Linked DNA regions of Homo sapiens: region 2 is linked to region 1. Evidence: read pairs that join two places in POLR2A ChIA-PET (ENCODE). Cell type or tissue: A673. All regions are shown on one strand. Each heading gives the region's core, and the rest is flanking DNA. Links, peaks and the distances in the headings are about the cores only.

The links. ChIA-PET counts read pairs that join two places held together with the same protein. Peaks named below come from ENCODE experiments on the same cell type or tissue, not always from the same donor. Only the 100,000 strongest peaks of a DNase experiment are listed, where the experiment ranks them.
Region 2: POLR2A ChIA-PET joins it to region 1 with 6 read pairs; 1 of 35 experiments calls an interaction of 5 or more read pairs at or near these places.

Annotation. Positions count from the first base shown.
Region 1 is chr15:43,793,866-43,799,321 of GRCh38, reverse strand. It overlaps SERF2 (small EDRK-rich factor 2), which reads right to left. Exons shown (of 3, transcript NM_001018108.4): 3 at 3,243-5,456. SERINC4 (serine incorporator 4) reads left to right here. Exons shown (of 12, transcript NM_001258031.2): 2 at 1-12; 3 at 185-363; 4 at 818-897; 5 at 1,309-1,402; 6 at 1,966-2,177; 7 at 2,382-2,477; 8 at 2,580-2,706; 9 at 3,095-3,167; 10 at 3,586-3,634; 11 at 3,781-3,934; 12 at 4,109-5,160. The coding sequence ends at 4,322. The region is part of intron 2 of SERF2-C15ORF63 (SERF2-C15orf63 readthrough); the gene reads right to left. Among named protein-coding and RNA genes, the nearest start is that of MIR1282, 2.8 kb to the right of the region's middle. RefSeq lists enhancers at 1-5, 3,278-3,777, 3,778-4,279, 5,001-5,456. In A673, for the core only: no CTCF peak of the experiment used is centred there; no DNase peak of the experiment used is centred there; H3K27ac peaks cover 674 bases.
Region 2 is chr15:43,146,992-43,153,227 of GRCh38, reverse strand. TMEM62 (transmembrane protein 62) reads right to left here. Exons shown (of 14, transcript NM_024956.4): 6 at 4,349-4,473; 7 at 4,077-4,199; 8 at 1,283-1,438. Among named protein-coding and RNA genes, the nearest start is that of TMEM62, 17 kb to the right of the region's middle. In A673, for the core only: no CTCF peak of the experiment used is centred there; DNase peaks (open chromatin) are centred at 2,467 and 2,807; H3K27ac peaks cover 904 bases.

The sequences.
Region 1 (5,456 bases), core at 1-4,000:
AAGACACACAGGGTAAGTGAGAGGGGGTCGGGTTGTCAGGTGGGAAGAGATAAAAGGAAAAACCCTAAGATAGAAAAGGTTTCGGTTGGGGGCAGGAGACAAATGAGTGGTCATACCCGTGACAAGTAGGTACCTTTCCATGCATTATGACTTGTCCTGCCATTTCTCTCACACACACTCCCAGATCCAGATGCCCTCGGGGTTGTGTGCCCACCTGTTTGGCCTCTCTGACTGTCCAGTGCTCAGTGGCTCTGGGGCTGTGTACCGAGTATGTGCAGGAACCGCCACCTTCCACCTGCTGCAGGCTGTGTTGCTGGTCCACCTCCACTCCCCCACCAGCCCGCGGGCACAGCTGCATAATAGGTTTGTGTGTACTTTCTGGGTGGGGAGGGGACAGAGGAGGGAAAGTAGACATAGGCTGGGTAAAGGAAATTCCGGGATGAAGTAATAGCACTGTAAAAAGACAGAAAACAGGTTTAAGTCCCTGCTTCTCGTGTACTTGCTGTGTAACCTTGAGCCAGACTTTGTGCTTCTAGCATCTAAAATGGAGGTAACAGTGGGGTTATCTTGGTAACACAATCCTTTATAAACTGTAAAACATTGCCCAGATGCTATTAAGTATCTTTGAGTTAGAATTTGGAATAAGGTGCAGTAGGCCTGTCCCAACCCCCTCTCATTTGGGATTGGTTCCTCCTTAGTTGTCTCGTCTGTCCTCTTTCCTATATTTTTGGTTTCTCTTTTGCCTTTCCCCATAGGCACTCTTCACTGTCCTTTGCCTTTTCTCCTGAGTCTGTTTTTCTTTCTCCCTCCTAACCAGCTTCTGGCTCCTCAAGCTGCTGTTCCTGTTAGGTCTCTGTGCTATTGCCTTCTGCATTCCTGATGAGCATCTCTTCCCAGGTACTCTCCCTCCCACACTCTTGGCAGGAGTAGGCTAAGTTTTCTAAGATAACAAGTGGGTAAGAAGAGGAGTAATGGCCGGGTGCAGTGGCTCACGCCTGTAATCCCAGCACTTTGGGAGGCTGAGGCGGGCGGATCACGAGGTCAAGAGATCAAGACAATCCTGGCTAACATGGTGAAACCCCATCTCTACTAAAAATACAAAATATTAGCCGGGCATGGTGGCACGCACCTGTAATCCCAGCTGCTCAGGAGGTGGAGGCAGAAGAATCACTTGAACCCGGGAGGCAGAGGTTGCAGTGAGCTGAAATCACACCACTGCACTCTAGCCTGGGTGACAGAGCAAGACTCTGTCTCAAAAAAAAAAAAAAGTAACAATTTGACATTTTTCCACTGGTGCCCATCTTGCAGCATGGCATTACATTGGCATCTGTGGAGGCTTTGCATTCATCCTACTGCAGTTGGTGCTTATTACAGCTTTTGCCCATTCCTGGAACAAGAACTGGTAAGGGGCACATAACCCTAAAGGCTTTTCCTGGGGAGGTTTCTAGTATTACTACATGGAAAGGGCTGGGCAAAAGGCACGGCAGAGCACTGGTCCCACAGCTTCCCACTGAGCAGTATCAAAAAAGCTTAGGAATGTGATGACTGCGTGGGCCAAGTAGGATGGCTAGTCACACCAGTCTTCTGAGAGCAGGGGAGTAGTTGGTAATGGGTAAAAGAGTTGGAGCTCCAGCTGGGCACGGTGGCTCATGCCTGTAATCCCAGCACTTTGGGAGGCCGAGGTGGGTGGATCATGAGGTCAGGAGTTTGAGACCAGCCTGGCCAACATGGTGAAACCCCATCTCTAGTAAAAATATAAAAGTTAGCTGGACATGGTGGTAGGTGCCTGTAATCCCAGCTACTCAGGAGGCTGAGGTAGGAGAATCACTTGAACCCAAGAGGCGGAGGTTGCAGTGAGCTGAGACCACACCATTGCACTCCAGCCTGGGCAACAGAGCAAGACTCCCAACTCAAAAAAAAAAAAAATGCTGGAGCTCCAAGCCATTGCCCACTTTCCACCCTTAGGCAGACAGGTGCAGCTCAAGACTGTAGCTGGTTCCTGGCTGTCCTGCTGGCCACCCTAGGATTCTACAGCATGGCAGGTGTGGGAGCTGTGCTCCTATTCCACTATTATACACACCCAGCTGGCTGCCTGCTTAACAAGATGCTCCTCAGTCTGCACCTTTGCTTCTGTGGCCTCATCTCCTTCCTCTCCATCGCTCCTTGCATCCGCCTCAGTGGGTACATGTCCTACAGCATTCCAGGTTTTGGGGGCCTTAAAAGCATAGCAAGTTTCATTACCTCCCTAATCTCAATTATTTGATAAAAGAATCTCTGCTTCCCTATCCCCACCAAAGGATGGGGAGACAGAAGTACAAGTGGGGGTAGAAATGGAGGAAATTACCAGCCTGTAGACTAAAGCAATTATACTTACTCCCCAGAGCAACCCCGCTCTGGCCTCCTACAAGCTTCTGTCATCAGCTGCTATATCATGTATCTGACTTTCTCTGCACTGTCCAGCCGTCCTCCAGAGAGAGGTAAGGGACAGGACCTGGATTCTCCATGCTAAGACCTTTTTTTGCCCCTGCCAAATACCTAGCTCATTGTTAATACCCATCTCTTCTGTTGTCCCTTCCCAGTAATCCTTCAAGGACAGAATCACACCCTGTGCCTGCCTGGCCTGAGTAAAATGGAACCCCAAACACCAGATATCTCTCTAGCAATGCTGAGTGCTAGCATCATGTATGCTTGTGTGCTTTTTGCTTGGTGCGTAAAGGTGTCAAGGGTGGAGGTATGAAAGGAGGGTGCCCAAGACAGGGAAGGATGGTCAGGACAATGTCTGGGACCATTATTTAAAGTTTAGAGCAAGACTAGAGTGAGAAAAGCTCCCCACAAACAGGGACAAATTCTAAGAATAGTACTTTGTCAGATGATCTGTATGAGATGAAGGGGGTGGGGGGAATGACTTGAGAATTTAAAATATGTCCAAAGACCTTAGGGCTCTCACATGAATAGAATTCTAAATCTTTGGTGGAAAAGGGCACAGGGAGTATGGTACCCTTTTGAGGATTACCAGTATGGACCAATTGGTAGTAAATGCCCCCAGATAATCCCTATTTAACTAAACCAGCTTAAGAACTCTATTCTTTCTCAGCAATGAGGCCTCCTACCTGGCTGAGGTATTTGGACCCCTGTGGATTGTCAAGGTTTACAGCTATGAGTTTCAGGTGAGGATAAAGAGCTCCATATCCCCAACACCCTCCCTCCCCCACACAAAGACACACACACATCCTACCAACCTCTACCCAGAATGCTCAGATTATAGCTGCTGTTACCTTTTATTGAGTACCCACAATGTGCTAGGCAACTGTGCTAGATACTTTTACATAATCTCATTTAATTTAACCCTCACAACAACCCTGTGAGGTAGGTATTTGCTCCATTTTACAAATGGAGAAATCGAGGCACAAAAGATTAAACATCTTACCAAAGTCTGCACAGCCACTTATATGCTGGAGCTAGAATTTGAACCCAGGTGTGCCTCCACTTTTTAATACTAGACCAATCTTTTCACGGGGGAAGTTTCCTAGATTAACACCCTCACATCTTTTAAGACCATTCCAAAACCTGCGTTCTGTTTTGCAGAAGCCCTCACTGTGTTTCTGCTGCCCTGAAACAGTGGAGGCAGACAAAGGTGAGTGCCAAGTGAGGAACCATAAGAAGTGGTAGATCTCTGTGGAGTGCCATAAGAACCCTCAAGAGCCTTAACAAAGGTAGTTGGGGGAGAGGGGAAGAGGTGTTTCAGCAGCTCTGCTCCCAGCAGCCATTTCCTCTCTCCAGGGCAAAGGGGTGGGGCTGCGAGGCCAGCTGACCAAGAAACCCCTCCAGCTCCTCCAGTCCAAGTCCAGCATCTTTCCTACAACTATTCTGCCTTCCACTTCGTCTTCTTCCTTGCCTCACTCTATGTCATGGTTACCCTTACCAACTGGTTCAGGTAAGATGGAGTGGGCCTTAGATACTCTCCTGAAGAGCTAGCTATTTTAAGGAAAGAGCAATTCAAGGCCATTCCAGACACACATGGGTCTGCCATTATATTTGGTGAGGAGGTAGAACAGGTCTAAAAGCTAAGGCCCTTCATATTCTCTAACCAGAGCCTTTGGTTACACAGCTATGAGGGAGCAGAACTGGAAAAGACCTTCATCAAGGGTAGCTGGGCCACCTTCTGGGTCAAGGTTGCCTCATGCTGGGCCTGCGTACTCCTCTATCTGGGGCTGTTACTGGCACCACTCTGTTGGCCCCCCACCCAGAAACCCCAGCCCCTTATCTTGAGGCGCCGCCGCCACCGCATCATATCCCCAGATAACAAATATCCTCCAGTCTAAGTCCTTTTCACAAACTGGGGTTCCCCTGACATTGTACTCCTAGAGTTGGCTCAAGGGGAGCTGTCCAGCCCAGCTCAATACCTCAAGGACACACAGGGAGTTATCTCCGTTTGGGCTGAAGTCAATACTATGAACTGGAAGAAGTGGTCAAACACAGTCTAATGTGCTGGGCAGAGTGTCTGACTCACTGGAGCTACTGTTACATCTGCATCCCAGCTCAAGAGCCTAACACCCAAATCAGCAGCTCAAAGAACCACCGCTGATCCCAGCAGACAGTGTGGCACCAGCCCTTTCCTGGCTCTTGGGCTGGAAGTGGGGGTGGGGAAAGACCAACAGGGACTGAAGACTCGGCTCTGCCCTTGGAGAAAGGAAAATAAGGAGTTCAGCCCTGGGCACACGGATATAAGAAGCCCAGAACCACAGAACAAACCAGGGCATAGAAGAAAGGAGCACAGAGGCTACCCCAGGTTTTAATCCTGATTTTGAGGTCAAGGGAAGCGGGAAGACAAAACCACCCTCATTCCATGAGGAATGACAGAAGAGAAAGTGAACGCTTGACAGCAGCTGACCACGGGAAGTCGGTGAGCAGCAGGATTTTTTGGCCAACTTTCAAGCAGACGAACAAACTGAGGAAGAATGAGGAAAAGAGGCATAAACACAGATCTTGCAGCATTCACTCTTAGGCCAACTCCATCCTAGAGATGGTGTTCAAGGGTGGGGAACAAAAATCACAGAAAAGAAGTCTCTATGGTTCTTAGAGGATTCCTCTACTGCATATCCGGAGTACTTGTTTGGTTGTCATTGTATAATAAAGGCTTCTTCTGTGATGTTTCACTTATTAAGTCTACATACCCACAATCTGAATCTAAAGAGTTCTCCCTTTTTTGGTGGGAAAGGGCAGTCATTCTTCCAACCCCATCCCCCCAAGTCCCCAGTCAAACCAGGCGCTCAAGGAATTACAAAGCTACTTTTAATACTTTGGGGTGAGCCCCACAGGAATAAAAAACACTGGGAAGGGGTAACCCCCTCACCCCCGGGAGTGGCCCAGGGGGAGAGAGGCTACCTGAGGGGAAGGAAGCACAAAAGGGACCCGCTGCAGACTCAGGGCAAAGGGAATGCCATCGGTGCTGGGAC
Region 2 (6,236 bases), core at 1-4,000, 650 kb after region 1:
TCCAAAAAAAAAGGGATTGAGCAATTTTTATCAACAGTCATAAAAGAATTCAAATTCTTTCACCTAGAATCCCACTTCTAGAACTCTTTCTTAAAGAAATTATTCAAGTGAAGGAAGAATATATATGTACCAGATATTCATCCACAAATAAGAAAAACCTTAAAAGTTCACCAATGAGATATGAAAATGGTTAGAAAAACTGTGGTACATTCTTTGTGCTGAAAGAAAACAAATCAGGAATTAGAATAGACTGTGCCTTATGATTATAATTATATAAAAACATCTTAAGAGAGAATGCCTGAGAAGAAATACTCAGAAGTGCTAATAATAGTTCTATTAGAAGTGGAGAAAAACATACTTAAAATCCCATTACCCTATTTTCCAAAGGTTGTTCTATTGTATTACTTTTCAAAATAAATTGTAAAAGTATATTTTAAAAAGTGCTCTTACATTTGAAACAAGTTATATATCTCTTTGCAAAAAGAATGTTAATGTCCCATTTGGATTCTATTAATCTATATAATCAAATTCATGGCCAGGCATGGTGGTTCAAGCCTGTAATCCCAGCACTTGGGGAGGCGTAGGAGGGCGGATCCCTTGAGGTCAGGAGTTCGAGACCAGCCTGGCCAACGCGGTGAAACCCTCTCTCTACTAAAAATACAAAAATTAGCCAGGCGTGGTGGCACACATCTGTAATCTCAGCTACTCCAGAGGCTGAGGCATGAGAAAAGCTTGAACTCGGGAGGCAGTGGTTGCAGTGAGCCAAGATCAGGCCACTGCACTCCAGCCCGGGCAACAAAGCAAGACTCTGTCGAAAATCAAAACAAAACAAAACAAAACAAATTCATTTGCCAACTGAATTTTCAATTCCATAAGGATTATATATATAGCTTTTGCTTTCTTAGAAGGCTACATAACAAATGAAAAAAAATTTGATATATAATGCAAATTTTAAAAAGTAGACTATAAAGGAATATGTACATTATGCTTATAGCAATGTAAAAGCGTCCAAATAAAAAGGCTGGAATAAAATAAAACAAAAATAATAATGGTAGAATTATAGATTTCTGAATGGTTTTTAAAATTTCATCAGCTTAAAAAAATGATATGCTTTTTAACTTAATGGAAACAAAACAGTAAGCAATCTATCTTTATATAATGTTTAGGTTGTTGAGAAAACTAAAATGGGGCATCTCATAGCTTTCACATGGGAATGCAATCACAATGACTTATTCTCCTTCATTATCAAACTGAAAGTAAATTCTAAAAAATTGCTACATACCTGATGTGTGTTGAGTGAAGAAGTCTTTCTAGTGGTTCATGTTCACCACAACTATAAAGGAGTGATTTAGGATTGGTGATAAGAACCACAGGCCACTTCCCAAAGATCAAATCTGCAAAGCTAAAGAGGTCGTGATCAAAAGCAAAAATCCGGTACCTAAAGACCAGATAATGATAAGGTAATTTAGTCACTTCACATTGTAAGAGGTCATGAAGGTAATATACAGAACAAATATAAAAATACATAACTAGGACTTTTTTACATGATTAATTTGAATACAGATTAAGTAATATTTTCTTTCTTTCTTCCCTTACCCCATCACTTTATCCTTCACATTTGTCACATAACTGCCTCTGACTGGGCAATGGATTCAACTGTGCTCTTGAACAACACCTGGTACACGGCATGTACTCTTTAATTTTTAAATAAATACTTGTTGAAGTAACTCATCTTATCCCTGTACTTTAAGACAATTTTGAACCTAAAATATTTATTATAACCCTAATACTTGACATTCTTCATCCCATCAACAATGCTACATAAAATATTAAAATGGTTGATATGAACAAAATTAGAAATCTTTCATGCTTCTTTTAAACCTTTCTTTCTTTTTTTTTTTTTTTTTTCTTATTTTTGAGATGGAGTCTCACTCCGTCACCCAGGCTGGAGTGCAGTGGCGCAGTCTTGGCTCACTGCAACCTCTGCCTCAGCCTCCCAAGTAGCTGGGATTACAGGTGCCCGCCACCACACCTGGCTATTTTTAGCAGAGATAGGGTTTCACCATGTTGGCCAGGCTGGTCTCGAACTCCTGACCGCAGGTGATCCCCCTCACCTTGGCTTCCCAAAGTGCTGGGATTATAGGCGTAAGCCACCATGCCTAGCATTAAACATTTATTTCTATAATTTCAAAGAAATTAAAGTTGTTTTCATTTTCCAAATGCAATAACAAAAGGTATAAAATATTCATTAAAGAATAACCAAAGTTTTATATTTTCTAACTTTTAGAACTAAAAAAAGAAATGATTCACTATGGCAGAAACAATAGTGCTCACGAAATTCTCTACACATTCCCCTGAATTTCCCAGTCTCCTGGTATCAGGTTGGGACCATGTGACTAGTTTTGGCCAATGGGCTGTGAAGAGAAGTGACACATATCATGCCTGTGGTCCAAAGTACTTAAGAGTGGGTGTGAGTTCTCCTTGCTCTCTTCCCTGCCCTGGAATCGACATGTCGAAATAGGAATTTTAAGATGGAGGAAGTCTGAATTACTGACTCATCCCATGGATAAGAGTTGTTCTGACTCATATTGAATTTATACAAATGAAAAACATTTGTGTTAAGCCACTGATATTTCTGGATTTATCTGCATCTACAACAAGGCCTAGCCTAATATTTCCAATATACTGTTTTTAAAAATTATTCTATTGTAACTAACACAATTTAAGTGTTTATAAGGGCAGGTAAAGTTTAGGTCCTTTTATCTGGAGTACGCTCCAAATAAAACCCCAGGGTTGGACACAGGAAAACTGGTGGAGAGAGAAAGGAAATGCCTTCATAATTAACATCACAACTTGTAACTAGAGCACTTAGAAGAAATAAAGAAGCTGGTCAAGGCTTAGTAAGACTATCTCACAAAAGGCAATCATAGCCCAGCCCACAGCCTCACAGCCATGAACAGACAACTCTTAGCTCAAAGTAATTATAGTTGCCAAATAATTACACGTTTCAAGCATAACTCACACAGTTTTTAAAAAGTCAACCAAAATGAGAAAGTACCTTCCAAGATGTAAAGTTCCTTTTTAATTAATGGAAGTAGTTAAAAATAAAAAGATAACATATTCAGCTCAACAAACCTTTGCTGAGTACCTATTATCTGAGAGCACAGGGTTTGTGTAAATTAAATAACTGTAATAGTTAAACAATAAGATGATACTCCTCAAAACTTGATAAACTATTTCACTTAAATACTTCTTTTTAAAAAAGAAAAAACCATATATTTAACTACACTACATGCTTTTGATAAACATATTTTCTCTTAGAGAGACTTTAACCTTAAAAAAGCCAACTATCATCTATTTGAAGAAGTTAAATCACTACCATCTTGTAACAATAACCAGTATGGTAGATACAAAATTCAGGAGGAAAAACATGACACTTCTAGTCCTAGTATTTCTCAAATTGTCATGCATAGACCACCCAGAGGGCTTTTAAAAAAGGCAGTTTGGGCCAGGCGCCATGGCTCACGCCTGTAATCCTAGTACTTTGGGAGGCCGAGGCGGGTGGATCACCTGAGGTCAAGAGTTCAAGACCAGCCTGGCAAACATGGTGAAACCCCATCTCTACTAAAATACAAAAATTAGCTGAGCATGATGGTGGGTGCCTGTAATCTCAGCTACTCTGGGCAGCTGAACGTGACTCTGTCTCAAAAAAAAAAAAAAATGTAATTTGTTGGACCCTAATCCAGACCAACACAATCAAAATCTCTAGAGGCAGCGCCTGAAAATTTTTATTTTTCATAAGCTCCTCCATAATTCTTGTGCACACTAGAGTTTGAGTCCAATTCCTAATGGACATATCTTGAAAATCCAATGTAACATAGTGATAGTAAACATCCCTGCTATGACAAGGTTTCCGCAAAATGACAAAGATTTCAGAGACATATATTACTTTAAAAAAACAGAAATATCACAAGTTTTTCTTTAACTGTGATCACCCATGATATCAGTAAGAAAACTATCATTGCTTTGGCAAAACTTATGTGTATAAGTTTTCTTCTATGGGGAGGTTCCCTTACCTCCTATTATCCTTCCAGTCTCCCACCTCAAGTTCCAAAGTGCCCTGGAAGTGACGAGTGTGCAAAACAGGCATCAGTCCACCAAGTGTATGGAGATGTCCACACAAATAAGCTATAGCCGAACTAACCAATGAAAAATAAATGAAATAAATGAACAAAGATAACGCGTGAGGCCAAACTAATAAAAATGTCTTGCCAGAAAAGCAGAATAGGTAACAGCAAAATAAAAAAACTAAAAACAAATTAATTCTGATTTTGGAAGCTTGTCTCACCTCATTATTGACCGGATTCCTGGTGATGGAGAAAGAATAGTGGATGTTGTAAAGTGTCCAAACCAAATTGTATGGTTGCTCCGACTGCTTTCCTTGGCCAGTAATAAGAGCTCCTCCATCTTTTTCTGAGATGGGAGAAAAATGGAAGGATCTTAAATTAGGGCTCAGGCTAAAATCTAATGTCAACAGATTAGAAAACTCCTCTGAAGATTTATAATAATTATTATATGTGTCTAGGCCTTAAACCTTACTAGTTAATGACCTCTATGGACCTCTGTAAGTTTCAAATTGTTTTCACATACATTATATTTCATTTGATACTAAAAATAACTCTGCAATAGGTAGGGTAGGTATTATCCTCTTTTAATAGATAAGGAAACTGCGAAATGAAGTCATCACTAATCTTTACAGCTTTGTATAACACTTTACGATTAATAAAGAGGATACAGAAACTAAACTTCTAAAATAATATCATGGAAAGACTTCTACCTAAATGTTTATAACAGCTCTGATAATAGCCAAAAACTAGAAACCATCAACAAGTTGTAATACATCCACACGATGGAACAGCACTCAGCAACAGAAAGGAAAGAACTACTGATACACACAATCATACGGATGGATCTCAGAAACATTATACTGAGCAAAAGAAGCCAGACCCAAGAGTACATACTGTATGATTTCATTTATACAAAATTTTAGAACAAACAAAATGAATCTATACTGATAGAAAACCAATCAGTAATTCCCTAGGAAGTGAAGACAGACTGTACAAGGATGACAAGACTTTAGGATGATGGAAATGTTCTATGTCTTAACTGTGGTGACAGTTATACCAATATATACATTTGTCAAAACTCTTCAAACATTTAAAATGAGGGTATTTTATAGTACTCAAATCATACCTCAAAAGTTGATTTCAAAAAATAACTGGTACCTATGTAAATATGCATTAATATTATATGTAAGGTGCTTACAGCAATACATTTCTGGGATCTACCCTCAGGGTTTTTAATTTGATAAGTCTGGGGCAAGGCAAGGGAATCTGTATTTTGTAACACTCCAGTTGGTTTTCATGTACATGATCCTTGAATTCTACCTTTAAAAAACACTATACTAAGGAATGGGATTTAATATAAGTTCATCAACCCTGACTAAAGACACTTGATAGATAAGAAACAAAATAGAACCTAATTAAATAAAATGCCTAAAGTAACACAATGCATTTGACAATATTCTGTTCACTTGATTTCACATTCTTTCGAACTCTCGTATAACTCTGAACCTCTTACTTCTAATTTAGCAAATTCTGCTCTTTATTATATTTATTTCTATACTGGTCTTATACCTCACCACTAGATTAAATACTCTAAGAGTCTAAGAACTTGATCTTATCACTTTTGTATTCTTTCATATGAGCACATATGTCTTACTTAGGGGCATATGCTTATTAAATAATGAGTTGGCATTTACTGTACCAAGAAATAATAAGAGGTTCTCAAATGAGACTTTCCACACAGTTTAAATCCAGCAATCACCTAGCCTTGTCAAAATACTTGAAAATAAACTTATTGATTTCAATAGTCATCCTTCTCTTCTTTAAAAAAATACAGACCAGCTGGGCACAGTGGCTCATGCCTGTAATCCCAGCACTTTGGGAGGCTGAGGCAGGTGGATCACTTGAGATCAGGAGTTCGAGACCACCCTGGCCAACATGGCGAAACCCCCTTTCTACTAAAAATGCAAAAATTAGCTGGGCATGGTGGCACGTGCCTGTAATCTTAGCTATTTGGGAGGCTGAGGCACAAGAATTGCTTGAGCCTGGGATGTGGAGGTTGCAGTGAGCTGAAATCACACCACTGCACTCCAGCCTGGCCGACAGAGCAAA